Regions from separate parts of the Homo sapiens genome. Here all the other regions are linked to region 3. The links are chromatin loops, found by intact Hi-C in ENCODE. Cell type or tissue: IMR-90. All regions are shown on one strand.

Region 1 (4,000 bases), 360 kb after region 3:
GAGCCATTCAGGCTGCAAGCTGTATTTCGATGGTATTGTTGGGTACGTTTGTACTCATCTGTTTCAATAAATATTGATTGAATTAAGCTTTGTACTTCTTCTCCAAAGTGTTTAAAATAGAATGTATTTAATGTCCTAGTCATTTAAAGAATTTATCACTAGTCTATTATTTTTATAAGCTTAAATAAGTTAAAGATTTGTAGTTTTAGATAGATTTATGCATTGGATCCCTAGTTGTAACATAGCTATTGTTTTAGTGCTGCGGGCCTATAGTAGTAGGCCTGCAAGTCTAAGATGAGTGTTTTTTATTTAACAAGTCTGCTATTAAACTTATTTTTAGTATTATAATTTCTGTCTTTGCTTCTTGGAAATTGTTTTATGCCCATGTTGGTGCATCATAGACTATGCACTTAGGCCAACCACCCCCCAGTCCCCCCAGCAAAGCAGGGCTCATTTTAAAGACACGCTCTAATGCTTTCTTCAGAGTTTCCATTCAGACCTACAGTTTTAGCTTCAGTAATACTTTTTTGTTTTGTTGGTGAAACAAAGCTGTATGCGTTCACAGTGCAGCCAACACAGTCTCATGACGGCACAAGTGAATAGTCCTGAAATTATCATCATTCTCCACACCACTGAGAAGTTAACCAGCATCCTGGCCTGGGAAATTTTGGATACACATTTAATGCCCCTCACCCACCACCCCGGCTTTTTTTTCTTTTTAAAGCCGCAAGCTTAATGTAATGGTTCCTCTGTATTAAAGGAAAGTACAGTATTGTAGGGGTTTATTTCCCCCCCGCCCCCGCTTTCCTCCGTGGGCACTGAGAGTAGGGGGAAGAGCCCCGTAATTCACAAGGCAGGCTTCTGTGCCCCGCGGTAAACTCAGTTTCACAAAGGGAATTTTCATTATGGTCCTGTGGCTCCCTAACATAGTGGAGGCTTCAGGAGGCAAGTGGTAAAAGCTACCAAAGAAAAAGCTGGACTGGAGCCACTGACGTCATGTCAGTAAATCTGCTGGAGGAGCCCAGCCATGCAGCGCCTGCCAGCCGGCCCCTGCACTTTGGCCTTGCCTGGTCAACTGTTCTTACTGCTTCCTCCACCCCCACCCCACAGAACAGCCTGTGTTTTTTGTGTTCTTTTCCCCCTTTTCCTTCTGTGCAACTGGGCTGTGTTGAAACCCATAAAGGCTTTTGAAAACCACCCCTACTGGTCCTGTGCTTAATGTCTTGTGTGGGGATAGTGGGGAGAACCCAACAATCCATGAATGAGGGAGGCTTTAAAAGTTTTTTCTAGTGGGGACCTCTTTGTGATGAATAAATCCACAGGGAACATCATGGAAAGCAGCCAGAGGTGCGAGCCCCTGGTGCTTAGTACTTTTAAAGAACTTCGCTTTTAAGTCCTGGGCTGTGTGCACATGTGTGTGTGCGTGTGTGCATGCGCACAGTAAAGGACAGAGAAGGCCAGTCAGCACATGGGTGGAAATACAGAATTTCAGCCTTCTAGCAGAGGATGATTTAAGAGAATGAGTTCCAATGCGAGTCCTTTATTACCCATTAATCATTGGTCTGCTCACTCTGAACTCTGGTTTGCAACTGGAACAGTTAAATCTTAAGCTACATGCTTCTGTACATCCTGGATATTTAGAGTCACAACCCCAGATGGGCCTGAATTAAAATATTGCTGTGCTAAATCTATTTTTACATCTAGGGGAATGACATCTAAAAATAAACCTTATCCCACCTGTTATCCACTTTTGGGAAGTTGAAACGCTGTTAAGTCGCAGCCCATGGATTAAGCTTTGATGACGGCTTCCCATGTGATGCCTGCATTCCACTTTTCCTGCCACTGGCATGATGTTTTCATTGTTTCGGTAACCGTTGTCCTCCTGTTTATTTTGCTGTGAATATTCATTTGCAAATAAGAGTGAAGCATAGGTTCAGACTGGTTTTGATTTTCCTGAATCTTAGGGTCAGAAACATATTAAAAGCAGTATCTTATCCATGAATCATGAGATGAGTCAGTTCCTGAAACCACTACAAGCCTCATAGTTCTTGGCTACAAGCAAAGGCAGGAAATCCAGGCTTCAATAACTTCCTTTCCCAGTCCTGGCTATAGCCGCGTTGGTGGTTAGGTTCTGCTGCCTGCCTTTGTAAGCGGTAGGAAGATGTATGTCTGAGGAACAAAGGCACTTGAGTCAATTTACTGAAACTGTTTATAATTTGTGGTCTTGATCTGAATGTCAGGCTGCGTTGGCACACCCTGCTCTGCTGTGCGGCCCGGCACAACTCAGCCAGGAAAGGCGGCAGGCTGAGTCCGGGGAAGTGCCCCAGCAAACACATGGCAAATGTTTCAAGGGGCTTTAGTGTTCCAGTGAATCCTAAAACTAGGGGACATGCAAGCCGACACTAGGCAGAAAGCTCTGGATTCCATATGTATAGTTGAAGTATCGACTCTTTGTTTGTTCTTCACTTGAGAGAAAGGAGAGAAAAAAGAGAGAGAGGGGAGAGAGACGAGAGAACAAACTAACACACTCGCCAGCCTGCCAAGCTCTGGCCTGTCTCTTGCTTTTACTTGCAGTTTACTTCCTTATATACAGGGTCCTCTTTTTTTTTTTTTCCTTTTGCAGTGTTTCACGCCAGTCTTCCTGACTTCAGAATCAGTTTTATAACTGTTTTATTAAATATTTTAAAGAGTAAGGGAGAAACACGAAGTTGTCTCCCAATGTTGGGTCTGCTGTGACTCGTATTTATTTTTCTCCTTTATGAGCAGTGCCCACTTTGTGTACGTACCCAAGTCAGAGCAGAGTTGGGTTGGTGTTTCTGTGTGAAGTTGGGACTCACTGTTGCTTTGTGCTTTACTTGTGAATTTATGAGCTTTTTCAATCTTGAGAAAAATTAAAATTGAGTGTGACTCATTTTCATTTACCAACTCTTACCTTCTTTTTCTACGCTAATTGGTGTTAGCTAGCGTGGGATTTGAGAAAATGGGACTGAAATGAGACCCTTCTCCCCCCTACTGTAGGTTTATATGGAGTCATTGGAAGTTCTGATAGAAGTCTAAAAATAGCATGGGTAGACAAACCCTGTGAAAAGACACTGAGGAAGATGGAAAAAAATTTGAGATGATGAGCAGTTAGATATTGATGCTACCTTTTAAATTGAGCTTGTTTCCAATTCATAGCTGGCAATAGCTCAGAAAGGTCAAATTCTATTTCAGCCTTTGTAAAGAATAAAATAAAAGCAAATGCAAAAGTTTGCCTGGCTTTTTAATCAAGTGTGGCTAATTCAGCGCACAGCCAGGCTGGCGAGGGCCACTTCGTTCTTACTTGTCGTTTGTATTTTGTGTTTGGGTAATTTTCTGTTCAACTTCAGGCCTCACTAAAAGGCTCTGATAAGCTGTTGAGAAAGTCGGGCTCATTTTGATTTTAGAGGCTTGACTGAGAGTCATAATTTCTGGCTGTGGTTCTCCAGATTTCAGGCTGGTACAAAAACTCCTTAGTCTTAGGTGAGTTTCTTTGGAAATCACTGTGAAAATATATTACTCTCATTAACATGTAAATAGTCACTGTCTAAACTTGGAGGAGATTTTTCCTTATGTTAAGAGAGGTACAAATCCAGTTATTTTTATTTGTCCTTCATTGATCTGACAGTTAACTTCTTTTTCATGTAGATTTCAGGCTGGGATTAGAGACTGAATCTTGAATTGCTTATCGTCTCTAGACCAAGTTGTTCGGGGCCAGGGATTGATTAATTAATTAAAATCAATGTAAATGGATTTGTAAGCCTCCTGTAACAGATTATCCTATTAGCAACCACACAGAGCACAGCCCATGATCTGTGAGGAATGTTTGTTGCCTTAAGTGAAATGGACCCAGACTGATGGACTCTTTGGGGTTACTTTATGAAAAACCCAGTGGCTTTTGTAAGGAAGGGGCCTCACTTAACCTTTACACTGAACAGATATTTCCTATAGATGGCAGATTATTTTATTTTCTGAGCCTGCC
Region 2 (4,000 bases), 180 kb after region 3:
GGCACAGAAGCAAGACTCAGAATTGGTGGTGAGTCACAGACTGAACCACAGGGAGAACTCTTTAGGGAACAAATAATGGGTGGAGGTGAATCAGGATGCTGTGTGAGGGGTTATTGAACCCAGATTTCTTTTCCATTCTATGCAGAAGCATTTAATTTTGCAGAAAGTTGGAGATGAGGTTTTACGTCTATGAATGGCCATGCAGGACAAGGACACAGATTCCATTAACCCCACATGAAAACACAGCCTGTGTTGAAACTGCATGTGGAAAGAAGTCCTGATTTATCTTCACCTGGTCCTCTTTAAATGATAGATTTTTTTTTTTCTTTTACCTCCTTTTTTGTTTTGATTAGTCCATTCTTAATCTAAGCCAGATAGACTCTTGGTCTTATCCAGTTCTTCCTTTCTTCTGTAAAAGTATTTTGCAAGGACTCTGGGTTCTGTGGAACTTTGGGCAGGAGGCTCGAGAAGGCAGGGCTCAGATGAGCCACCCAAGTTCAGAGGCTCCTTCCTTCTTCACGCTCATCTCAGCCTTGGGGAAGATGCATTTGCTTGGTCAATCGCTTGCTATGTCACAGCATCCTCCAGGTGTCTGGTGCTGGTGGTGGAGGGACGTAGTAGAATGAATCTCCCTCCTCACACCCATCAGAAAGTCTTCCTGCACCCCAACATTACCTCCTTCGTCAGCTCCCATGCCCACACAGTGCTTTTTAAACCCTCCAAACTGGCACTCAGAGCTGCCCCCTGACTGATGGCAGCTGCCCTCCCCTGGATGGCCTCTGGAACACATTTGTGCGTCCTGCCTCTGCCTCTTGGCTGGGGCCATTCCTCCCATTGAAATAACCCCTTCTCAGTGTCCAGCTCCAGGGCCCCCTCCCCTTGGAAGGTTTCTCTGACCATTCTAGCTAAAAGTGCTTGCTCCTGGCCTGCATTCAGCACTTTCTGCCGAGGGTGACCACGTAATCTATTATTCATAACACTTTTGAGATGAAAGGGAATCTTACTAATATGCTGGGACATCAGGGATAAACCAGGACTGTTTTGGGGAAACCATTCTCAGGTGTCTACTTCTTCTATCCCGATTGACTTTAGCTCCTCAAGGGCAGAAACTATATCATATACTCCATAGTATTTGTTCTAACTCCAGCACAGGGCCTTGTACATAGAGGGCACTGATTAATGAAATAAACAAGAAAGAGGATAAGTTGATGGGAGAAGTGTGGACAGATGGATGGATGGATGGATGGACGGACGGACGGACGAGTTTCTAACATGCTTAACCTTTTCTCAGAGAATAAGCTAGTTACCTGAGTGAGGACTTACTACTTATTTAAAAGCTCCCATATTTATCAGTTAAAAAAAAAAAAAAAAAAAAAAACCAAAAAAAAAAACCCTCTGCCTCTTGTCTGAATTCCTAGTTGGCCTCAGTTCCTCCACCCAGCCCCCCAGTTAAATGTGTTTCTCAGCTTCCCTCTGTGGCCCCAGCTGGAGGGCAGACACACCCTGGCCTTCATTTCCATTTGGTTTATTGTGGATTACTCCAGGAGGCAAACAGTTTGCTTCCAGCAGCATGTCTTCCAATAAAGAAAGGAAAGATTCACCATCCAAGAAACAGCCTACTTGTTTGGACTAAACACTAATTGCACTTGCGTCCTAATGGTTCAGTCCAGTCCCTGAAAATCAGGACCTCCTTTCACTTCCAGCATTATCTTATCTTGGGTGCATTTCTTAAACACCAGTAACTTTCTCATTATCAGGAATGCTCATCAGTGTTTCTGTATTTTTCTAAAGCATAGTTTTCTCTTCTCCTCCCAACCCCTTTCCCCACCCCCATTTCAGAAACGAGAAGGAATCCTCCAGTCTCGGCAAATCCAAGAGGAAATAACTGGTAACACAGAGTATGTCAACACCATTGTTGCCAGCGATTCTGTAATGGAACACAGATGTTTCTCTGAAATTCATCCATTTGCTGATATTTAGTTTTCATTTATTGGGATTGCAGGAGGGATTAGACTTCAGCCAATGATTATAGTTTAGCCTTTTCCATGCATTCAAAACATGCCTCTCAATGCTTAAGGTACAAACTTGGGTGGGGAAGTAGGGAGACGGAATTAGCAGTGATTGAAAACTTCTAATTTTGTGCCACTCCAGGAAAAAGTGTGCCCAAAAAAAGCCAACCCAGCATGAAATCGTCATGCCATAAACACTGGGTTGAATTTAAATTGTTAACCTTCAAAAGGACGTTTTTCTTCCTTTTCTGAATCTGATTTGGGCATGTGCCATGACCCAGAAAGCCTCTCTACCTTAGATTTGTCTTTTGGTTTGGGGTGGTTTTTTTTTTTTTTTTTTCATTTATTTTTAGAAATTGGGATATCAGAACCTATCAAAATTTTGCCATGGGGAACAGGAGTTTTCTCCTCAAGCAGAAAAAAAATTCATAGTGTGGGGTGAGTTTGTGATCCCGAGAACTGCACCCTGGCCCCATGCAAAGTCAGGCAGTTAGCTTTCAGCATTCCCTGCTCCCCAGACTTTTCTCTGAGTCCCCCTTGAACAAGAGCAGCATAGTGCAAAGAGCAGAGGCTGCTAAGCCAACCCAACTTGAGTTCAAATACAGGCTCTGCCACTTACTCACCAGGTGAGTCCCTTAACCTCTCTGACCTCAGTTGCCCCACCCAGAGAGGTAGGAAAGATTTACTGTGGTCACAGCTGTGACTTCGTTCCCTTGCCCTCTGTAGCTGCTGTTCCATCTTTTCTCCAGCACAGCTGACCCGTACCTGCCAAGCCCATCCAGTCTCTAGGAGGTTCCTGCCCTCTGCCCAGCCATGACTGACAGGAGTCTGGGGCACTGCCCGTCTAGATCACATTGTGTACATGGCTTAACAAGGACTAAGGGGCGTGGGCATTCCAGGCCGAGACTAGGGGCCAGAGATGTAAAGTGGCCTTTCCCAAGATGCCCTGTTTATGGCCTATAGAGACCCCATCAAGCAGCCTCTGTATCACCTCAGAGGCCAGTCTTGGTAGCTGAAGGGTCAACTGATCTATAGGGCACACCTTGGCCTTGGTTCTGTGAGGGATGGGAGGAGCCAGGCCTGTTGGGAAAGGAGAATTCCTCACTGTCCCACCGCCCACCACCCCTCCCCTATGCTGGGCTTGCCTGTGCCCACTATTTCACCTCTGGGAAAGAAGACGACAGAGCAGAGAGGAGCATGGCCTGGGAGAAACTCCCAAACCAGGGAGTGTGAAGTTTCAGATTATTGAACAATCTCTCGGATGCATGTTATGCTTTCTATGGTCCCTCTCTCTGCCACAAAGACATAAACATGGATGCAATGTCCTAATAATGACAACACAGTACAATTTATGGGACACTTTCCTATCTATTGATATTGATAGTAAACACATGAAGCCATGATTACACCCCCTAAAACCCCACAGCCCAAGGGTGAGGAAGGAGACTGTGCCCTTGGTTTATCCAGCACTTAACTCCAAGTTCATTATTCTTTCCAGTGCACTACTTGCAAGTGCTCACTTAGTGGGTGACAGGTGTGCTGATGGATAAACCAATATAATAATCATTATGAGAACCAAAAGTGTATTTGGAAAAAAGTGTTTTGAGCATTTACTACATACTAGGAATTATGCTAAAATATTTCTAGATATTAAATCATTTAATAATCACAACATCTGATTTAAGTATTTACCATAATTATCTTCATTTTAGAGATGAGAGACCTGGTGCCCAGAAAGGTTCATTAGCTTGCCCAAAGTCACTGTATGAGTTTTTTTTCCACACTTCTGATAAAGACATACCCAAAACTGGGAATGAAAAATGGTGAAAAATGGTTTAACTGGACTTACAGTTCCACATGGCCGGGGAGGCCTCAGAATCATGGCAGGAGGCAAAAGGCTCTTCTTACATGGTGGTGGCAGAGAAAATGAGGAAGAAGCAAAAGAGGAAATCCTGATAAACCCATGGGATCTCATGAGAATTATTCATTAT
Region 3 (4,000 bases):
CAATAAGCCAATAAGCCCTGTGTTCAAATTCTATTCCACTCCGCTTAGGCTGAATAGTCCTGGGAAAATCACTTAACCTCTCTGGTCCTAGATTTTTTATCTGAAAAGTGAAGATAATAATCCCCATATTATCAGGTCATTTTGAGAATTAGAAGTGTTGATAGGCAAAGTCTCTACCGGAGTATTGCCTAGGTTGTAGGCATTTAGTAAACACTACTCATATCATTTTACAAAATATTACTAAGTATCCACACACATCTTCTTTTAAAGAATTTGTCTAATTTTTACTGCTTGAAATTTAAATGATAGAAACCAAAATTGTAAAGCATCTTCTGAAAATCTTCCTCATCCCCAAATATGAAAAAAAAAAAAAAAAAAAAAGAAAAGAGAGAGCTAGTTTGAGTTATAGCAAAAGAAATCTGGCCAGCTTGTGATGTTTCGGAGGTGTGCCAAGCCAGACAGAAGATGGATTCCATTCATTCCCTTTATATCCTTGGTAATTTAATTCCCCTGTTAAGTTTATGGGCCTTTTTCCCATGATTGTCCTTGTGTGGGTGACAGATGCAGATCAACAAGGGGCTGGAGACTAAAAGAGTCAAGACGGGAGAGTGGCCTCAAAAGCAACCAAATGGAAGTTTTGCAGACCAGCCACCAAAATTAATATACTCTAACTTGTAATAACATTTGTGCAATAATAATATTCCTTGGTGGTTTAATATTCTATTCAGTCCCTTTAAGAGATTGCCCTGTTGCTTAATGAATGACCAACGCTTATTAGGTTAAGTTGTATTTGAGCTGGCCTGTGCTGCTCCGGTTCAAGTGATTTAATGGGAATTATTTAATAGGTATTATTAGGATAATTAGAAAATGATCACAGTTAGGCAATAATATTGAGCTATAAAGGTTGTGAATAACCAAATTTAGAGACAGACCTGAAAACATGAGTAGTCTGCGACAGTTATGCAAGGCTCCTCTGATAATTATGTAGGCAGCCTGAAAGGGGCTTTTGTTCTGGGAGTTATTCATTAGGCGGGCATTGAATTAGAGGAACATGCGGGGGTGCGGGATGGAGGGCAATGATGGCTGATGAGCAAAATGAGGCTTTGATGAGCTCCTCATTGTCGTGACAACAATTCCTGCTTTCTTTTTTTACAGCAGTCAGAAATAAGCTCTCCCGCCCCCGGGAAGGGTTTTTCCCCATTTTGTCAAGGAAAGGGAAACAAAGGAAAACAAAAATCTAATAATCCACCCCAGATGACAAATCATTATGTTTTGCAGGACGTGGAGAGAGAGAGAGAGAGACAGAGAGAGAGAGAGAGGGAGAGACAGACAGAGAGAGAGAGAGACAGAGAGAGGGGTAGAGAGAGAGAGAGAGAGAGACAGAGAGAGAGAGAGAGAGTGTGTGTGTGTGTGTGTGTGTGTGTGTGTGTCTGTATGTGTGTGTCTGTGTGTGTGATGTCTTTGACAGAGGTAAGAGAGTCCCCTCTTGGTCCTAGCTGCCCAGGTGAAGGACCAGGATATGCAGTAACCTGATTCCTGGGGGCCCTACCACCTTCTGGAAAGAGGCCAAGCCCAGCTCTGCAGCCACTTAGACTCTTATTGGTTGAGGCACTGTTACCTACTGGCTTGTTGCTTGTCAATATGATGATCAGTGTTACATACTAGGGGCATGGAATACCCCAGTCTAGCAAGAGACCACCATTCAAATTTAAATGGTCTGGATAACACAATCTGGGCTTTCTTTCAATACCTGGAATCTGATGAAAACTGAGTAACTTCGAAAGAGAAAGGATTTCTCCCCAGGGGAGGTCGATGAGAATAATTATTCCCTTATAGCTTTACCAGCTTTGGGGAAGATTTACCAGCTAGTTGTCTGCATGGAGCTTCTTGCCTTTTTTGGAGCCAGATGGTTTCTTCTTCCCGGAGATTGAGGGGTTTACCAAGAAAAATTAGGATGCACAAAGTGCCAGCAGGTGGCAGCAGGAGCACACATTATGTGAGAAATGCTAGCGAAAGCCTCTCCAGGACCGGGGAGGTAGCTGAGCTTACACTCCATGGTTTTCACTGCTGCTGAGGACCCGAGGAATAAAAATTCCTGGATAATGTACAGTGAGGTGTCCTGGACAGAGCACAGGCATTAGAATCAGACACTCCTGAGTTTGAATCCCAATGTAGTCCTTATACAATTATTTACTTTTCTGCGAAATTTTCTCATCTGTAAAATTGAATGAATAATACCAACCTCACAGAGGTGGTATGAAGAAAAGATGAAGTGAAATAATGTTAGTAAAGCACCCACAAAAGGGCCTGAAATAAAATAGGTATCCAAAAATATTCCTTCTCTTTTCTTTTATGTCCCTATTATTATAAAACACAGCTGGATGGTCAATGACTTCTCAAATTGTATTTATTTGTTTGTTCATCCATTCACATTCATTTGTAACTATACTCCCTACAAGAGATTTAAGCCGGTTTCTCTAAATATTTGTAATACATGAATTTTGCATGCCTGATCCAAACAAGGATCTCAATGAGGACTCATTGTTATCACTCCCACACCCCCGCCACCACCGCCCCCAAAAAACAGTAATGCAATAAAAGCTGTTCAACAAAGATAGCAGACTATGGGTTTTGAGGCATGCCTCTCTGACACTCTGCCACAATTTGGGAATGGGTTTTAGGAAATAGATATTCTTTAGGTTTCCTTCCATAACTATTTGTTCTCAAAAGGTACTTGAAGGCAGTGAGTTAAAGGTTGTACCCTTTCATCCATCATTAGACATGGCTGGTTGCTGTGCATTCATAAGTCAGCAGAGCAGGGGAAGGGTTGAGATCTTCTGTGATTCTAAAGGAGTCTCTCTAAATACAGGTAGCCATGAACACAGAAACACAGATAATATTATTTTGTCACATAATATAATGGGATATTGTCAGAAAAGGACACCAACCTTATAGATAATGGTCAGGAGTAATAAGACTTCAAAGTGGATGATTAAGCATGCAAGGAACTTGGGTTGTTTGCCACAACTATGTAGGTGCAAAAAGTAAACAACAAAAGTCAGTACATCAGAGCAAGAGAGTTTATTATTCACAGCATAGCAAACAGCAGGAACATCAGCTCGGTAGCCCAAGTTGCCCTGTTCCCAAGTCCCATGGTGTGACATGATGAGCCCAGATGGCACCTGTGCGTGCAGTGAGTTGTCCCATAGCTAGGGAGCCCCAGGAAAAGGACTCAGCAGCTTTTATAGCAAGCAGTAAATGAGCCAATTCCCCTTTCCCAGGAAGCAAGTAGTTGTGCAGTAGTCACACAGTAGTATCCTGACCCCCTTCTTGGAATTCTCTACCTGACTAGTTAGAGGAATGGCTAAGGTTCAGAGGATGGTAGGGCCTTGCAGTTTGGCTCACTCAGCAAAGATGTACAGGGACACTCCTAGTCTATGGAAGACTGGCTCACTCAACAAATACCGACAGTCCGCTTGCTGTATATTCACCTCTGTTTCCAGCTTCACTGGCCACTCTGTAGGAAGTCCATGGCCTCATTGCAAGCCAAATATTGAACAAACGTATTAATGAGAGACTAAAGCTGACCCTTGCAAGTTGTTTTTTAAAAATAAGACAGAAGACAGAAATAAAGAAGAAATGGAAAGGGCAGATGCAACCACAGATACAGCAAAGATTCAAAAAGATAAAAGAATATAACAAACACTTAATCCCGTTAGTTTTTAAATCTGGCAATCTAAGGGTGATTTTACAACTACCATATTGAAAAATTAAAGAGGAAAATCTTATGGTCTTTTCAATAGAAGAAGGAAAATCATTTGACACAATTTAACATCCATTTGCTAAAAACTTTTAGCAAAAAAAAAAAGCAATAGAACAGAATAGAACTTTCTTAATTGAAACATATTTTCCAAAACCATGCGGCAAACATCACTGTTAAATAGAAGCATTTCTTTAAAAATCAGTAATAAAATAATGTTGCCTACTCTTAAGTCTTCTA
Region 4 (4,000 bases), 850 kb after region 3:
GGCTTATACATCAAAACTTCGTTAAAATCCTCTTTAATCATCTCTCTCTCTCTTCCAAAAGTGCAACTCTCTCATCTTCTCTATCCCATAACCTATTCCTCTGATATGTGTTCCCTCTGGGCAAACCCAACTACCTTCTTAGTAAACAATTCTTTTACCTTCAGCCATTCATAACGTCTTCTACTCCCCCCAAGTCAGCAGAGCAAAAATCTCTTCCCCTGGACTTGCTGTTCTTAGACTATATATATATGTGTGTGTGTGTGTGTGTGTGTGCGCGTGCGTGCGTGTGTGTGTGTTGTGGGAGGGAGGTGGTTGATCACATGGTTTGAAGACTGCAATACAATTGTAAATACAAATATTTATAATTTAGTGTTTTGTTCTTGTAACAACAGTATATGATAGAGCAAAATTGAAAACTAACTGAGAACGCACTGGAAAATCGGTAAATAAGAATATAACTTGCAGGAACAGTATTCAGGTATTAAAATAAATTAAAAGTACCTGGTAACAACTACAGTGATTGCCTTTGAGTGGGGATCCTTCTACTCTGCCTACATATTTATTTTTTTGAAAATAATAAGTACATAGTTCTTTTATATTTTTAAAAGTATTTTTAAATATAAGATTACTTAAAAGAACATAATTCAATACACATTTTTCAGTGTTTGCCATGTTCTATGGTCTCTGCCAAGGAAATCATAGACTAACAAAACTGTATCACTTACATTTTGTAAAGGATGATACCAATGATTTTCAAAAAGCCCATTATAGAAGTTAAGAAAAACATTGTCAGGATTCAAATAGAAAAATGAGCCAAAGATATAATCATAAATTCATTTAAAAAATAAAAATGTTGAAGTCCACAGGTAGGAAATCTTCAGTAAGCAAAAAATTCTAGCTAAAGCAACTTAGACATACCGTTTTTTATCTCTAAATTATTGAAAATGTCAAGCAGTGATAAATAACACTTAATGCTGTGGAGATTCAGTGAGGCTGGTTCCCCCAAAGACTGCAGGTGGCAGTGTAAACTAGAACAAATGTTTACATTTCAGGACGTCTTCAGAGTTCCACAAATATTTATTGAATGTCCATTCATTCTTTCGTGGTGGAATGGAATTCACACTCAGCCCAATCCACCATTAATTTAGAGGTAACCTGATTGCCAGTTAGCTGCAAGTTGATTTTCTGTATTCCGTAATGCTTCTAGTCATACACTTCATACTGTTTTCAAATGATGCAATTTGAAATGATGTCAGGAAAATTCAGCATCTTTCATTTCCTCTACTTATCAGCAAATCTATGACAGGTATAGAGGTGGTCAGAAACCTGCCAAAAATGCTCCACCATTATCTGGGGGACCAGGCATGTACATGGTGATGAAAGTTGTCAATTAAACATTGCCCAATATCCTTCTCTGGAATTCTTGCCTAACAGGAAACCCCCAGTTTCTGCAAAGAAATTAAAAGTAGCGACAGAGGCATCTTTCAGCCAAAACATTTAAGAAAGTCATTTATGGAATTCTCACTACCCTCTTGGAAGTCAAAATGAAAGACGATGTATTTTATACATAACTTTGTAAAGTCTGCCCTCTATCATTCCTCATAGTAAATGCAGCCAGTATCCACAGATTTATTCTGTTTCAGATGAGATGAGATCCTAAATATTTTTATCTACAATTTACTGAGCACCTTCAATATGCCAGGCAACTAGTAGATGTATAAATGTTTGATCCCAGGTTGACACTTACTACAGCTCCACAAGGCAATAAAGTGCCCTTATTCCTATTTCACATCTAAGGACACATGCTCAGGGAGGCTAAGTAACTATGTCGAGGACACACAGCTGATAAGTCAAAGCTCCTGGATTGTAACCTGGTCTGTCCAGTGATAAAGCTCATATAGTCTTTATTCCATGTCACATTGGCTCCAATTTGCTTCTATTCTGACACTTTAAAATGTAGATATAGCCATATATTTATTGACACTCATTATCATTTCAGAAAGCCACAGAGACACCTAGTCAAACATAAAGTTTGTCAGAACACATATGAAAGAAAAGACAACCATTCAAATGCTAACTCAAGGAAGCCTTCAGACTTTGTAAACGTGCTTTTTGTTGCATATAATTCTTCCTAGTTAAATGGGCTTTCAGGCCACAGCAGCTCAGTGATCTCGGTAAGATGCATCTCCAAGCTGTGCCATTTCTGGATATCGTCTGGCTTCATGGGGTATGAATGTTTAAACACTGGCTACTGGTATTGCCGTACGAACTCAGCAGAGCTCTGTTGAAATCTTCAGCTGAACCACTTAAACCAAGTAAACAACTCACCTCCAGGCAGTGTGTTCCCAGCACCTATCAGATTGTCAGAGAACTGGAAGGAGTCTGACAGAACAATTTCCAGGGTCATTGGTCTACATATGAGGCAGGGGTCTAATCGTTTGACTGATGTGCTCATGCTACTGGGTAACCAGTGGGTTCCCTACATGAGTCACTTCCAAACACCCTCGGCTGCCAAAGGAGAGCAGGTTTAGTCTCCTCAAAATGGAAGACGTGAAAGAAGGGCAAGGGCAGCTTCTACAAGATTCAGGAATGCTGAGGTTCCCACGTGGCGTCAGTTCAAATGGCAGGGGCGTGGGTTATATGTGTCTTTCTTCACCTAGTAAATGAAGACATTTTCTCATCTTGGGGATTTGGTTGCTATGTATTTGAAACATTTCACCATAGAAACAATGTTAGGTCCAGCCAACCCATAAAATTCATTCATCATTGAATGCCATTCTTCACTCATGTATCTAAACAATCGTGTTGTGATGATGGAAGTAAATGTAAAAACATTTCTGGGGAAATCCCACTCCAGATTTCAACCTAGACCTTAGGAGCATATAGTCCTTCTTGTGGTGAAACCAGGAGATTCTTTTGTGTCATAGGTTCCTCCTCCACCCCCCAACCCCTTCACTCACACACATCTGCTGGGCAGGGACAGCAGGACTTCTCCAGCTCCAAGCCACTGCTGGAGCTCCCTTGGCCTGGGGTGGAGGCAGCAGTATGGGAGCAGGAGGGTGGGGAGTAGGGAACAGGTGGGCGATTGAGAACAGGCACTGAGGACTCATGGGCCAGGCCTTTTGACAGTATGACCCTCAATAGAGCAAATTCTCTGTCTAGGTCACTATCTGATCCCTCTCTTGCTTTTCTACCTCTGGTTTTAAATCTGGCCCAGTCTCCAGGCCCAGCCAAACCTAGTAAGCAAGAAGGCAATAGGTTGGGTTGTTTAGGGTCTGTGATGGTTAATACTGAGTGTCAACTTGATTGGATTGATGAATACAAAGTACTGATCCTGGGTGTGTCTGTGAGGGCTTTGCCAAAGGAGATTAACATTTGAGTCAGTGGGCTGGGAAAGGCAGAACCACCCTTAATCTGGTTAGGCACAATCTAATCAGCTGCCAGAGTGGCTAGAATATAAGCAAGCAGAAAAATGTGAAAAGAGAGACTGGCCTAGCCTCCCAGCCTACAACTTCCTCCTGTGCTGGATGCTTCCTGCCCTCAAACATCAGACTCCAAGTTCTTCAGTTTGGTGACTCAAACCGGCTTTCATTGCTCCTCAGCCTATAGACAGCCTATTGTGGGACCTTGTGATCATGTGAGTAAAAACTTAATAAACATGTATATATTCCATTAGTTCTGTCCCTCTAGAGAACCCTGACTAGTATGGGAAAGAACAGATGTTATGCTCATCCGACAGGTTAAATAAACAGTGATTAGGAAAGGAATTATTTATAAGGGTTAATGGAAACCAGAAGGCATGGTGACACACCTGGGGCTCACAAGGAAAAGAAGCCATTACCACCCTTAGGCCTGAAGGAACACAAGAAGGGAGAGGTTACCAGAACCCAAGGAGAATAGCTGCAAGAGAGGGAGGTTGGAATGGAGCTGTGGCCATCAGTCAAAGGAGACAGCACACACATTACCTGGTGAAGGAGATTCAGGAAAACAAACAACCTGC
Region 5 (4,000 bases), 630 kb after region 3:
CAGGTTTTCAGCTCCGGCATGGGCTTCCCTATTCTGCTGTGAAATTAATATGACATCTAGTGGCTTGGTAAAGAAGATCTGGACTGATTTTAATGGACACATCTGGATTTGGGGCTTCTTAGGTGTGGAGGTGGAGACAGGGGCCAGTGGTTACCATTACGTTTCAATGGTTGGTTTTTAAGAAATATTTGTTGGAAAACAAAAACTGACACACATAAAGACCTTGAATTCAATCTACTCCTTAATAGTTAGGAAAGAAAGAAGAAGGGAGGGAAAGAAAATGGAAAAGAAAATAGGAAAGAAGGGTAAGAAAAGAGAAAAGGGGCTGGATGTTGTGGCTCATGCCTGTAATCCCAGCACTTTGGAAGGCTGAGGTGAGAGGATCACTTGAGCCCAGGAGTTTGAGACAAGCCTGGGCAACACAGGAAGATGACCCCATCCCTAAAAACAGTTTTAAAAATTAGCTGGCATGGTGGTGTGCATCTGTAGTCCCAGCTACTCGGGAGGCTCAGGTGGGAGGATCACCTGAGCCCGGGAGTTCAAGGCTGTAGTGAGCCGTGATCACGCCACTGGACTCCAGCCTGGGTGACAAGAAATGAGAGGAAGAGAAGACAGAAGGCAGGAGGAGAAGGAGAGCTGGGATGATGTGGGCAAAGGGCGTTCAGGGAAGAGGAAGCAAAGCTAAGGGCCTAGAAATATGAAATAACCTGACAGATCCAGAAACAGGAATTGGTGGGAAATATGGCTTATAAAGTGGTCTGGGCCTGCGCGAGAGCTCTCATGGCGTGGGGTGGAATCCACATTCTGTACAATGGGCACGGGGCAGCCCTTCGAGGGCATCACCATCAAGGGAGTGCCCTGGATCCTCCGTGCTCATGTCCACTCCTTGCCTCTCCCCTCCTCTGCAGTGCAAGGAAACTCAGCCCTGTTGCCGGTCTTCTCCAGGTGCTGAATCAGCTGCCTTTCGCTGAGTGGCCAGTGGAAGGTTCTGGTAGGAAACAGGGTGGGAAGAAGGGAGAAGTTAGGGTCTCATCCCGTCTCTCTCCATCTCAGGTGGCATATCCAGCAGTGGCTCTTTTTCCTTCATAGCTCCAGCTCCTGCCAGAGGGACCCTCACAGGTTCTGGCTCCTGCCAGTGATCTGGCTGGGGGATCTGGGAACAGCACCTTACCCCTTCACTCCTTCATCCTAAGAATGGCAGTGACTTTGTATTCCTGAGAATCTTGGGATTTCTCTTCCCAGCACCTCCACCAATTCCCTGCATCAGATTCCCTTTGTTGTAACTACTTGGAGTGGTGTCTATCTTCCTAGTTAGCCCCTGAATAATATCGGGGGGACACTGGCCCCCCACTGCTCTGGTTTCCACACAGAGGGCTTTTTCTCTAAATCCTCCTGGCGTCTTGCTCTGCTCCTTAATCCTCCCGATGGAAGTGTGCTGAGTTAGCTAACTAGTGGGTGACAGCAGTCGGCCCACACTCTCATTTGCGTGGATCTCTCCTGGTGGAACTGGGGAGTGCATTTTAGCATGCTCATCATTGCCAAGCTCTGTCCTCCAGAGTAGTCTGTTCTGTAATGCAGGTGATATTTTAATCTCCATCTGTCTGACTCCCTGAGTCTGAATTGGTTCCCAAGGCTGGGACAAGGAGTCCTGTTTTTTTGTTTGTTTGTTTTTTTGTTTTTTTCTTTCTCAAACTCCAATAGCAAGGAAGTGGAAAAAAGATTAGACTTTTGGCCCGGCGCGGTGGCTCACGCCTATAATCCCAGCACTTTGGGAGGCCAAGGCAGGCGGATCACGAGGTCAGGAGATCGAGACCATCCTAGCTAACACGGTGAAACCCTGTCTCTACTAAAAATACAAAAAAATTAGCCGGGCGTGGTGGTGGGCGCCTGTGGTCCCAGCTACTTGGGAGGCTGAGGCAGGAGAATGGCGTGAACCTGGGAGGTGGAGCTTGCAGTGAGCCGAGATTGCGCCACTGCACTCCAACCTGGTGACAGAGCAAGACTCTGTCTCAAAAAAAAAAAAAATTAGACTTTCAGTACCACTACATTATAGCCAAGAGAAACTGATTCCCCTCAGCCTGGCATATTAGGGAGAACCTTACCTGCAACTCCTCTCCCCACATATTCTCCTAAACTTAGACTCTTCAGGAACCACTGAGACTCTGTCATAGCCCTGACGTGCAATGTCAGGAGCAGGGAATAATGAGGCCAGCTTCAGAGTGTGGGAGATAGTGGCACAGGCCCCACCCTCACAAATGTCCACAGCTTAGCTTAATACTCTGTTCGCTGTCTTGAAACTCTCACTGTTTTTAAGAAGTTGTCCCACATTTTCATTTTTTCGCCAGACCCCTCCGACTATGTGGCTTTTCCTGGTACTCCCTCCCTCTTGGGCGCCCAAGCTCCTTGGATTGTTAAGGCTGGCGGTGCTGCCCAAAGCATCCCCCCCAGGACTTCTCGATATGGACAGCAGAGGGCAGCAAACTGCCATTTGAGGGCTCCTCACCCAGGACGACCCAGGGGTTTGAACCTGGCTTTATCCACGTGGGGTGAGAGGGGTGGGAGGAGGGTGGTATTAGTTGTTTGCGTGTTTTTAATAATTGAAAACCAGAAACCCGACACTCTGAGCACCACTTCAGGTGATGTGCTGTGTGGCATTTTCTGCCCTTGTGGAGTCCAACCATCCATTCTGAAACAGAGCAGTTCCTTTGACCTTGACAGTACAGTAAGTTAACGTTGTCCTTAGGTTCTCGGAACTACAACTTAAAGGGAAACCAATTTTACTACAGGCTAATGGCTATAAACTAGAGTTGAGTTCCTACAGTATATTTCAGGTCACAAAAACATCAGCAAACTTCTAGGTAAAGACTCAAAACACTTCTAATACTAAACACTGAAATAAATGTGAGCTATACATGCATTTGATGAATAAAAACAAGATCATTATTTACTTAGTAATTCCAGTTCAGGGTAATGAGTGCTCGAAGCCCCTCCTGGCAGCTCAGGGCACAAGGTGGGACCCAGCCCTGGATAGGATGCCATTCCCTCACAGGGCGCACTCACCCACACCCACGCTCGCTCCGACTGGGACCATGTAGACACACCAGTTCTCCTAATGTGCACATCGCTGGGATGTGGGAGGAAGTGGTAGTGCCTGGAGAAAACCTATGCAGACATGGAGAGAGAGTACAGACTCCACACAGAGTGTGGCCCCAGAAGGCATGGATTTTTTTTTTCTTATCCATGTTCTAATGAAATGGTGTAGGCTGGGCAACGCAGTGAGACCCCCATCTCCACAAAAAATTTAAAAATTAGCTGGGCATGGTGGTGTGTACCTGTGATCCCAGCTACTCAGGAGGCCGAGGTGGAAGGATCTCTTGAGCCCAGGAGGTTGAGCCAGCATTGTGTCACTGCACTCCAGCCTGGGTGACAGAGCAAGACCCTGTCTCAGAAAAACAAAAACAAAAACATGACATTATTTGAGGACCTGCTGTGCAAGCTAGTGGCCAGCATGTGCAGTGCCGCATGTCCCACGCTGCTCCTGATAATATCTAGATCAACTACAAAGAGTCTTCCAGGGGGTCTTCCCTGCATGGGGTCTTCCATATATCACCTCTAATCCTTACGGTACCTTAACAAAGTCTGTATTTTTATCTGCATTTCCCTGATGAGGAAACTGGACTCAAAAATGTACTTGATGTAACTTGTCCTAGGTCATACAACTGTGAAGTAGAAAAAGCTGGATTCAAATCCAGGTTTTACCTAGTCCACCTAGTGTCTAAAAGGTATGCTCCTTCTACAAGTCCAATGTGCCTCTGTGATGCATAAAAGGGACAATGACATTTTGTCTTGCCTTTACTTTGTAGGGTGAAGTTCTTGTCTGAAATAACAATCCCTAGGGCGGTGCCCCAGCCCTCTCCAAGGCACAGTGGACACCTGTAAACAGAAAAGCTCTCATGCACCAAATGCCTGTGATCTGGGATTGCATCTGTCATCAGGCAAA
Region 6 (4,000 bases), 450 kb after region 3:
CGGGGGAGGAGAACAGGGCATTCTTATTATAGGTTTTAGGACATTGGTCCGGGACTTCAACAGGTGCCCTGGCCACTTGAGTGTGTCAGTCAGCTGGCCCAGCTCAGAGACGCATAATTCCAACATTCATGTATTATGGTAAGATGGTGATGGGAGAGAGAAAGGAAGACGTCCACATCCATTCCTTGAATGTGCATAGGCTCACACCGCAAATAGAATGAACGGGATCCACATCTCTGCTGAGTATTTTTCGTTCAGCTTGTACATGAGAGTAGACGTGGTTTATTCCTAGAGGGTTGGGGGCTTCTCTCTGCCAGTAATGTTTTTGATGGCCATGTTATCCTTTGTAATAGATTCCTGGCAAGTAATCTTGTATTTGTGCTGCCTTTGGACAGAGGTGGGTAGATTTTAGAGAACAAAAACACTGGGTACTTTACAGTGTGCTACAGATTCTCATTTAATTATAATTTTTAATTATAATAAAATAAACTTGCAATCCGAATGTGTTTGATCGGCTTGATAGTGACCTGCTATGCATACCCTGCAGATAATTCTGTCTGCCTACCTTCCCTTTCCTCATGTTTCAGTTCTAGCTAAATAATAAAATCAAATTTGTTCTTCAAAGCCCATTTGGATATTTATTATTATTATTATTATTATTATTATTATTATTATTATTATCATTATTATTATTTTTGAGATGGAGTTTTGCTTTTGTTGCCCAGGCTGGAGTGCAATGGCACCATCTCACTGCAACCTCCACCTCCCGGGTTCAAGTGATTCTCCTGCCTCAGCCTCCGCAGTGGCTGGGATTACAGGCATGCACCACCATGCTCGGCTAATTTTGTATTTTAGTAGAGATGGGGTTTCACTGTGTTGGCCAGGCTGGTCTCTAACTCCCGACCTCAGGTGATCCTCCTGCCTTGGACTCCCAAAGTGCTAGGATTACAGGCGTGAACCACCGCACCCAGCCTTATTTTTTTTTAAAGTTTGTTCTTGTGTCAATGTACTCTCCTCTCCCTCTTAGCCTTTTAGAACACAGTCTTAAAGGTGTGATAGCGAAACCTGCTGCCCAGGATGTTTAATTTGTTTAAAAAATTTTTTCTTTATTGCATTGTAGTCCCCCCGCCTTTGGGGGAAATATTTGTCACCCCAAAGTTTTACAGCTTCTGGGGTAATATTTAACATATGTTAATAAGCTGAGTTTTTTTGGCCATTTACAAAGGTCCCAATTGCTCACTGTATGCCTACCCTCTTCCCTGGGTCTGCCTCTGTGCTCTGTGACTTGCCCGATATTTTGTTGAGACGGGCTTTGGCAACTGTCTCTTAGATGAATGGTTCTATTACAAACACAGTAGCTTCCATGACCGCTTAGAAGAGATTGTTGTTTATGACAGCTTTTATTGAGAGAGGTTTGGTGCATGATAATGTCCTGATAAGGACATTTGTACCTATAAAGTAGCCACAGCCTTAAACATATTTGATTGTCAGTAAAATATTGGGGATGATGACATGCCAGATGTGAGGTATCGGATTGCATGTTTATTCAACTGTTACTGCAATCTCTGTACTAAGATGTGCCCTTGTATTTTCTGTCTCACAGCAACACACAAAATGCAATGGTGATATGATCCTGATTATGAAAGATGCTATTTAGGTTACTTGGATTGTAAACCATGTGTATTAGGAAGCATTCTCTCAGTCCCCATATGTCCTTAGACAGCAACCACAAACAGTTGTTAGGTGAAGGGAATTGTCAAGTGGGTTGAACATACGCATTGTGATAGGGACCTTTTGAAATGTATGAATCTTAGTAAGGCCTGGACTGACCAGGGCAGGTGATGTGACAGTCAAAATAATAATAATGAATATTTGTTCTTGCAATGAATTTTTGCAATAATGAATATTTATGCTTGCAATGTGCCAGGTACTGTTCTGAACACTTAGCATTAACCCATTTAAACCTTCTAACAAGTCTTATGAATAGCTACTATTATCTTACATTACAGATGAGGAAACCATGGCCTAGAGAGGTTTAGTAAGTTGCCCTGGGTCAGATTCTCATTTGATTGTAATCGTTGATTATATTTAATCATGAAAGTAGTGGTTAAGAGCTCAGGCTCTGGGGTTCCTATCCTGGCTCCAGTCCTGGATGTTCTTACTGCTGCCTGGCTAGGGTGGAAGAGAGTTTTGGTTCCAGGTAAACAATAGAAAAGAAAGAATGGGCTTTCCTGGTGTCTGGGATACCGTTCATCCTGTTTTTTGCTTTGTAAACTCCTACTGGTCGTTAAAAAACACTCCATCCTCTCTGAAGCCTTCCTTAATCTCCACAGGCAGAGCTAATTTTTCCCTCTCTTATGTTTCCAAAGCACATGACTTTTAACTGTCCATTAAAGGCCTCATCAGACTCTTTTTTTTTTTTTTTTTTTTTAAACTGTAGTAAGCACTGTCAGGCTCTGTTTCTGTGGGTCTGTACCCACTGAGAACTCTTCAAGGGCCAGTGCTGCTCAGCCTCCAGTATGGTCCCTGGCACACATTAGGCCCCCAAAAAATGTTTGAATTAGTGAAAGTTGTTGGTAATAAAATTCCATCTTGTGCCTCTCAAGAGTTTTCTTTCCTACATTCTTGGCATTTTTATGACATTTACAACATTTTAATGAAACAACAAGGGCAAGAATTTTGATTTCATAAATAAGAAACTGAAGCACAGAGACCAGGATGTTTTCTGTTAGATTGTTTTATCTTGAGAAACCACCTGGTGAAACAAAACTTAGGAGAATTAAGTCATTTGCAAGACCCCACTCCCCTGTTTACACTTTTCCATCATAACCATATTGATCTTACACCTGAGATGTTGTGAACTAGAGTAATTTGTTCACAGTAGTAAAGCATAATCCTAGAAAAGTTAGTCTTTGACCATTTCTTTTCCCTGGTGTATACTGGACATAATATGTTTGTAAGCTTATTTGAGATGTTTCTAAGTGGTAGGGGTGTGTGTGTGTGTAAATGTTACTTTTTTCAGATCGACTGTGGGTTTAGTTTTAGTTGTCTGAAAATCACTTCCACCACTGATTATTCTAAGATGACATTGTTGATCTTGAATGATACAGTTACCGGGAGCAATGAACTAAGTAAACTCTCACTGTAGAGTTCAGAAGGGTGTTGAGTTAGGGTGAGTTTCCAGGATACAAAATCTGGTTAGCTCATTGGCTGATTTATAAGGGGCTTATTAGCCTATGGGAGTAAGTTCTTCATTGGTGGTGGTAAAGGGCACAGGGTTGGGAATAAGGGTTGTTGGGGTTTAAATCCTGGCTTTGCCACTTCACTGGCTGTGTAACCATGACTAATATTGCTAAACCTCCATATCCTCATCTGGTCAATGGGACCAATATTGGCACCCCATCTCACAACTTCAGTGTGAAGATTAAATTAGATAATACATTAAAATACTTAGAATACCCAGTTCATTCTTTGAGAGCACTATTACCCTGACAGCTAAATCAGACAAAGATATCATGAGAAAATAACTAATATCCCTTATGAATATAGATATAAAACTCCTCCACAAAATATGAACCCATTCAGCAACATATAAAAAGGTTAATATACAGTGACCAAGTGGGATTTATCCCAGGAATGCAAGGTCAGTTTAACATCTGAAAATCAATTAACGTAACACACCATATCAATAGAGTGAAGAAAAAACCACATTTTTATCTCAACAGATACAGAAAAAGGATTTCACAAAATCCTTCATGATGTAAATAATCAGCAAACTAGGATTAGAAGAGAGCCTCTCACCTGCTAAAGGGCATCTGTGAAAAATCTAAGCAAATGTATGTAATAGTAAAAGACTGAATGCTTTCCTTCTAAGATCAGGAGCGAGACAAGGATGTCTGCTTTTACTCCTTCCCTTCAATATTATACTGGAGTAAGAGCAATTGTACAAGGAAATGAAATAAAAATTACTCAGATTGGGAAGGGAGAAGTCAAACTATAC
Region 7 (4,000 bases), 820 kb after region 3:
AGGCCGGAGTGCAATGGCGTGATCACAGCTCACTGCCGCCTCAACCTCCCAGGATCAAGTGATCCTCCCAGCTCAGCCTCCTGAGTAGCTGAGACTATAGGCACATGCCACCATACTGGGCTAATTTTTACATTTTCTTATAGAGATGGGGTCTTCCTATACTGCCCAGGCTGGTCTTGAACACCTGGGCTCAAGTGATTCTCCCACCTCAGCCTCCCAAAGTGCTGGGATAGGTGTGAGCCACCATGCCCAGCAGGTCAGCTGCTTTAGAAACAGACCCTGAGTCAAGCTTTTGTGTGCAAGGGTTATATTAAAGAAGCACTCCCAGGAGAAACCGGTAAGAGAACCAGAGAAGCAGAAAAAGGAAAGAAAAGAGGCTCGATCAGGGAGAGACTTGAGACCAAGTCACAGAGTCAGTTTGATGCCACAGGGGAGCCTCAGGGGAGATAAATTACATCTTAGAGTTTATCCAAACTCAAGGTAAGGGAACTGGGGTCCCCACAACTGCATCATTGGCACAAGAACACAGAAGTTGGAAACAACATTTGAGATGGTAAAGAGGATGCAGGGAGATCTGGGCAGAGCCTTGGCACTGCCCTCTACTCCAAGATCTCCTGCTGGAGGGTCATATGTTAAATATACCCTGCTTTCACACCTTTGCAAAAAGGAGAACTTATTGTTTTATGATTCATCACTTTTCAGTGTTTAGCAAGGCTAATATTAGCCCTTATTGGGGCTCAAATACATGTCTCTGTAACTTCCACTCATTGGTTCTAAGCAATTAGTCAATTATCAAAACTCATCAGCCATTTATTGAGCACTATTATGTGCTGAGAAATACACAAAGTGCTGGTTTATTCTATCACAGACCATGGTCTCTATTCCTTCTAGCTTTACAACATCTCTAAATTTGATAAGTACATCATCAACTTTTGACAAAAGCATGAATAAAACCACCACATAGGACAGGGTCAAGGATCATGCCACTTGATCAATATTTGGGAGGGTATAATTTTCAACCAGTTGTTCAAAATTTCCTAACTATGTCGAGACCCGTTTTCTCCATCTGGCTCAAAATATTTTATGACTTCACCTTTAGCCCAGATGAGATAAAGCAGCTAGATACCATGAACAAAAATTGGCAATATATCATGCCCATGCTTAGGATGGATGGAATGAGGGTCCTAAGAAATTCAGAGCACCTCTGTACCCCTTTAGTTGTACTGAGAGCACAACTTCCTGGCTTCTTTTCCAGCTCTTCAGCGATGAGGTCCTGTCATCCACAGAACGAAGGACTTAATAGGCCGGGTGCAGTGGCTCATGCCTCTAATCCTAGCACTTTGGAAGGCCAAAGCAGGTGACTCACTTGAGGTCAAGAGTTTGAGACCAGCCTCGCCAACATGGTGAAACCCCATCTCTACTTAAAAAAAAAAAAAAAAAAAAGGAAAAAAAATTAGCTGGGCATGGTGGTACATGCCTGTAATCCCAGCTACCTGTGAGGCTGAGGCACGAGAATCGCTTGAACCCAGGAGGCGGAGGTTGTAGTTAGCTGAAATCGTGCCACTGCACTTCAGCCTGAGTGACAGAGCGAGACTCTTCTCAAAAAAAAAAAAGAAAAAAAAGCACTTAATAAAGCTGTTGAGGCATCAAAAATAAATACATTAATTACAATTAAAATATGTTCTTTAAAACATCATTAATTTTTAAAAATACATTATTTATAATGCTGTTTTGATATTTTCTTAATCTACACATCTTATAATCCTGCCCCCAAGCAATTTGGTTCTTAGTTAATCCATGCTGCCTCCTAGTGACCATTGCATTTTCTGGATGTTCTAATAAAATGTCAAATGGTCATCATCAGGAAATTCTGCTCCCAATATCATCCATAATACAGGAAAAAGTCAGCAACAACAGACTTAATATAAATCTGAATCTCTATGAGAGAACATCTTTCCACCATGCTCCATGCTGAGAAGTAAGGATTTGTAAGCCTCCCTCCTATGGCTGCTTTCCAAATATCTGATTCCAAAGGCCCATCCAATATGGTGGTGGGGTGGTCCTGATAATCACCAATAGATGCATCAGGGCAGTATTTGAAAGTCTTCATTCATTGAACATTTTCTGAGCCATGTACTGTGCTGAGTAATTTTACTATACTGAGGAAGCTTAAAGTCAAATCCTATTGTAAAGGAATGACCTCAGGTTTGTTTTTCTTATCTCCTACATCTAACACGGAGATATAGATTTTACCCTTACAGACTTGTTATGCAACGTGTGTAAGCTAAACACTTAGGTGAGAGCTTTGCATGGTGTAAAAGATTGCTTTTTCCCTCTTTTTAATTTTTTAAAATTCTTACCCTAGAGCTGATTCTACCTGAAAAATGCCTGTTATATAAGAAGAGTTAGATAATCATCTCAATGAATGCCTGAATGGCTTTCGATAAAGTCCAACATCCTGTTTGTAAAAATAGGAGATAAAAACACAAGAATAGAAATAAGCAGACACTGGATTAAAAAAATGCAGCAATAACAATAGCATCTTCTATGAGCAAGGCACTTAGAGGTTTGCAAAGAAATTTACATATATTGCTTCATTGAATTCTTACAATAACCTTATGAGGGGAGCAAGGAAGAGGTTATTTTCCTTCCTATTTTACAAATGATGAGCCTAAGTCACGGGGCTTTTAGGAGACTTGCACTTGAACAGGGTGAGGTTACATCCTTTGAGTAATTGGCATAATTGTCAGAGTCCTGTGGGGATCCCGGCTGGAACTGATGTTTCTTAGATATGTCCTACAAGACTTAGAAAGCAGCATGAATGTTGAATCTCTAAGTCTTTAAATGAAACTAAGGTCAATTTTTAGCCTATGTGCTGCAATTCAATGGGTACAATTTACATGGTGATTCTCTAGTTTTGTGTGATAGGGCCATAATAACACAGCTAATGCATTTTCAAGGAAAATAACCTACATATAATAATGGAATAATAGATTTGGGGCTATTGGGTGGTACAAAACACTTTGACTTCGGAGTCAGGAGATCCGGGTTCTAATCATGTCCCTGTCAGTAACTATATATGAACTTGGGAAAGTTACTTAATCTTTCTTTCTTTTAACTTTCATTTTAAGTTCAGGGGTACACGTGCAGATTTGTTATATATGTAAACTTGTGTCATGGAGATTTGTAGTACAGATTATTTCATCACCCAGGTATTAAGCCTAGTACCTATTAGTTATTTTTCCTGATCCTCTCCCTCCTTCCAATCTCCAACCTCCAATAGGGTCCACTGTGTGTTGTTCACCTCTATGTGTCCATGTGTTCTCATCATTTAGCTTCCACTTATAAGTGAGAAAATGCAGTATTTGGTTTTCTGTTCCTGCATTACTTTGCTGTAAATAAGGGCCTCCAGTTCCATCCATGTTCCTGCAAAGGATATGATCTCGTTCTTTTTCATGGCTGCATAGTATTCCATGATTTATATGTATCACATTTTCTTTATCCAGTCTACCATTGATGGGCATTTAGGTTGATTCCATGTCTTTGCTATTGTAAATAGTGCTACAATGAATATATGTGTGCATGTATCTTTATGGTAGAATTATTTATATTCCTTTGGATATATACCCAGTAATGGGATTGCTGGGTTGAATGGTATTTCTGTTTTTAGGTCTCTAAGGAATTGCCACACTGTTGTCCACATTGGTTGAACTAATTTACACTCCATCAACAGTGTATAAGTGTTCCTTTTTCTTCACAACCTCACCAACATCTGTTATTTTTAGATTTTTTAATAATAGTAATTCTGACTGATGTGAGATGGTATCTCACTGTGATTTTCTTTTCTTTTTTTTTTTCTGAGACAGAGGGTCTCACTCTGTTACCAGGCTGGAGGGCAGTCTCAGTTCACTGCAACCTCCACCTCCCAGGCTTAAGTGAGCCTCCCACCTCAGCCTCCTGAGTAGCCAGAAGTACAGGAAAGCACCACTATACCTGGCTA

What was found. A loop is a pair of places that touch in the nucleus more often than their neighbours do. Peaks named below come from ENCODE experiments on the same cell type or tissue, not always from the same donor. Only the 100,000 strongest peaks of a DNase experiment are listed, where the experiment ranks them.
Region 1: it touches region 3 in a loop (3-fold over the local background); 3 of 110 quality-filtered maps call a loop at or near these places.
Region 2: a loop joins it to region 3, with 3 times the contacts of the local background. A loop is called at or near these places in 21 of 110 quality-filtered maps.
Region 4: it touches region 3 in a loop (15-fold over the local background); 12 of 110 quality-filtered maps call a loop at or near these places.
Region 5: a loop joins it to region 3, with 4 times the contacts of the local background. A loop is called at or near these places in 18 of 110 quality-filtered maps.
Region 6: it touches region 3 in a loop (2.1-fold over the local background); 3 of 110 quality-filtered maps call a loop at or near these places.
Region 7: it touches region 3 in a loop (21-fold over the local background); 5 of 110 quality-filtered maps call a loop at or near these places.

What each region holds. Positions count from the first base shown.
Region 1 is chr11:12,691,805-12,695,804 of GRCh38, forward strand. All of the region lies in intron 2 of TEAD1 (TEA domain transcription factor 1), which reads left to right. Among named protein-coding and RNA genes, the nearest start is that of TEAD1, 19 kb to the left of the region's middle. RefSeq lists an enhancer at 1,604-2,803. In IMR-90, no CTCF peak of the experiment used is centred here; DNase peaks (open chromatin) are centred at 987 and 2,047; H3K4me3 peaks cover 400 bases; H3K27ac peaks cover 3,132 bases.
Region 2 is chr11:12,506,745-12,510,744 of GRCh38, forward strand. It overlaps PARVA (parvin alpha), which reads left to right. Exons shown (of 13, transcript NM_018222.5): 7 at 1,840-1,898. Among named protein-coding and RNA genes, the nearest start is that of PARVA, 130 kb to the left of the region's middle. In IMR-90, no CTCF peak of the experiment used is centred here; DNase peaks (open chromatin) are centred at 17 and 1,887; H3K27ac peaks cover 2,306 bases.
Region 3 is chr11:12,329,503-12,333,502 of GRCh38, forward strand. It overlaps a transcript of MICAL2 not described here. Among named protein-coding and RNA genes, the nearest start is that of PARVA, 46 kb to the right of the region's middle. RefSeq lists an enhancer at 968-1,469. In IMR-90, a CTCF peak has its summit at 1,976 (motif pointing right); a DNase peak (open chromatin) is centred at 1,999; H3K27ac peaks cover 213 bases.
Region 4 is chr11:13,182,183-13,186,182 of GRCh38, forward strand. No RefSeq gene overlaps it. Among named protein-coding and RNA genes, the nearest start is that of BMAL1, 94 kb to the right of the region's middle. In IMR-90, CTCF peaks have their summits at 1,020 (motif pointing right) and 1,587; no DNase peak of the experiment used is centred here; H3K4me3 peaks cover 245 bases.
Region 5 is chr11:12,961,776-12,965,775 of GRCh38, forward strand. No RefSeq gene overlaps it. Among named protein-coding and RNA genes, the nearest start is that of LINC00958, 26 kb to the right of the region's middle. RefSeq lists a silencer at 2,514-2,573. In IMR-90, CTCF peaks have their summits at 59 and 2,467 (motif pointing right); no DNase peak of the experiment used is centred here; H3K27me3 peaks cover 802 bases.
Region 6 is chr11:12,776,120-12,780,119 of GRCh38, forward strand. The region is part of intron 3 of TEAD1 (TEA domain transcription factor 1); the gene reads left to right. Among named protein-coding and RNA genes, the nearest start is that of TEAD1, 100 kb to the left of the region's middle. In IMR-90, no CTCF peak of the experiment used is centred here; a DNase peak (open chromatin) is centred at 1,592; H3K27ac peaks cover 552 bases.
Region 7 is chr11:13,151,130-13,155,129 of GRCh38, forward strand. No RefSeq gene overlaps it. Among named protein-coding and RNA genes, the nearest start is that of BMAL1, 120 kb to the right of the region's middle. In IMR-90, a CTCF peak has its summit at 1,804 (motif pointing left); no DNase peak of the experiment used is centred here; H3K27me3 peaks cover 761 bases.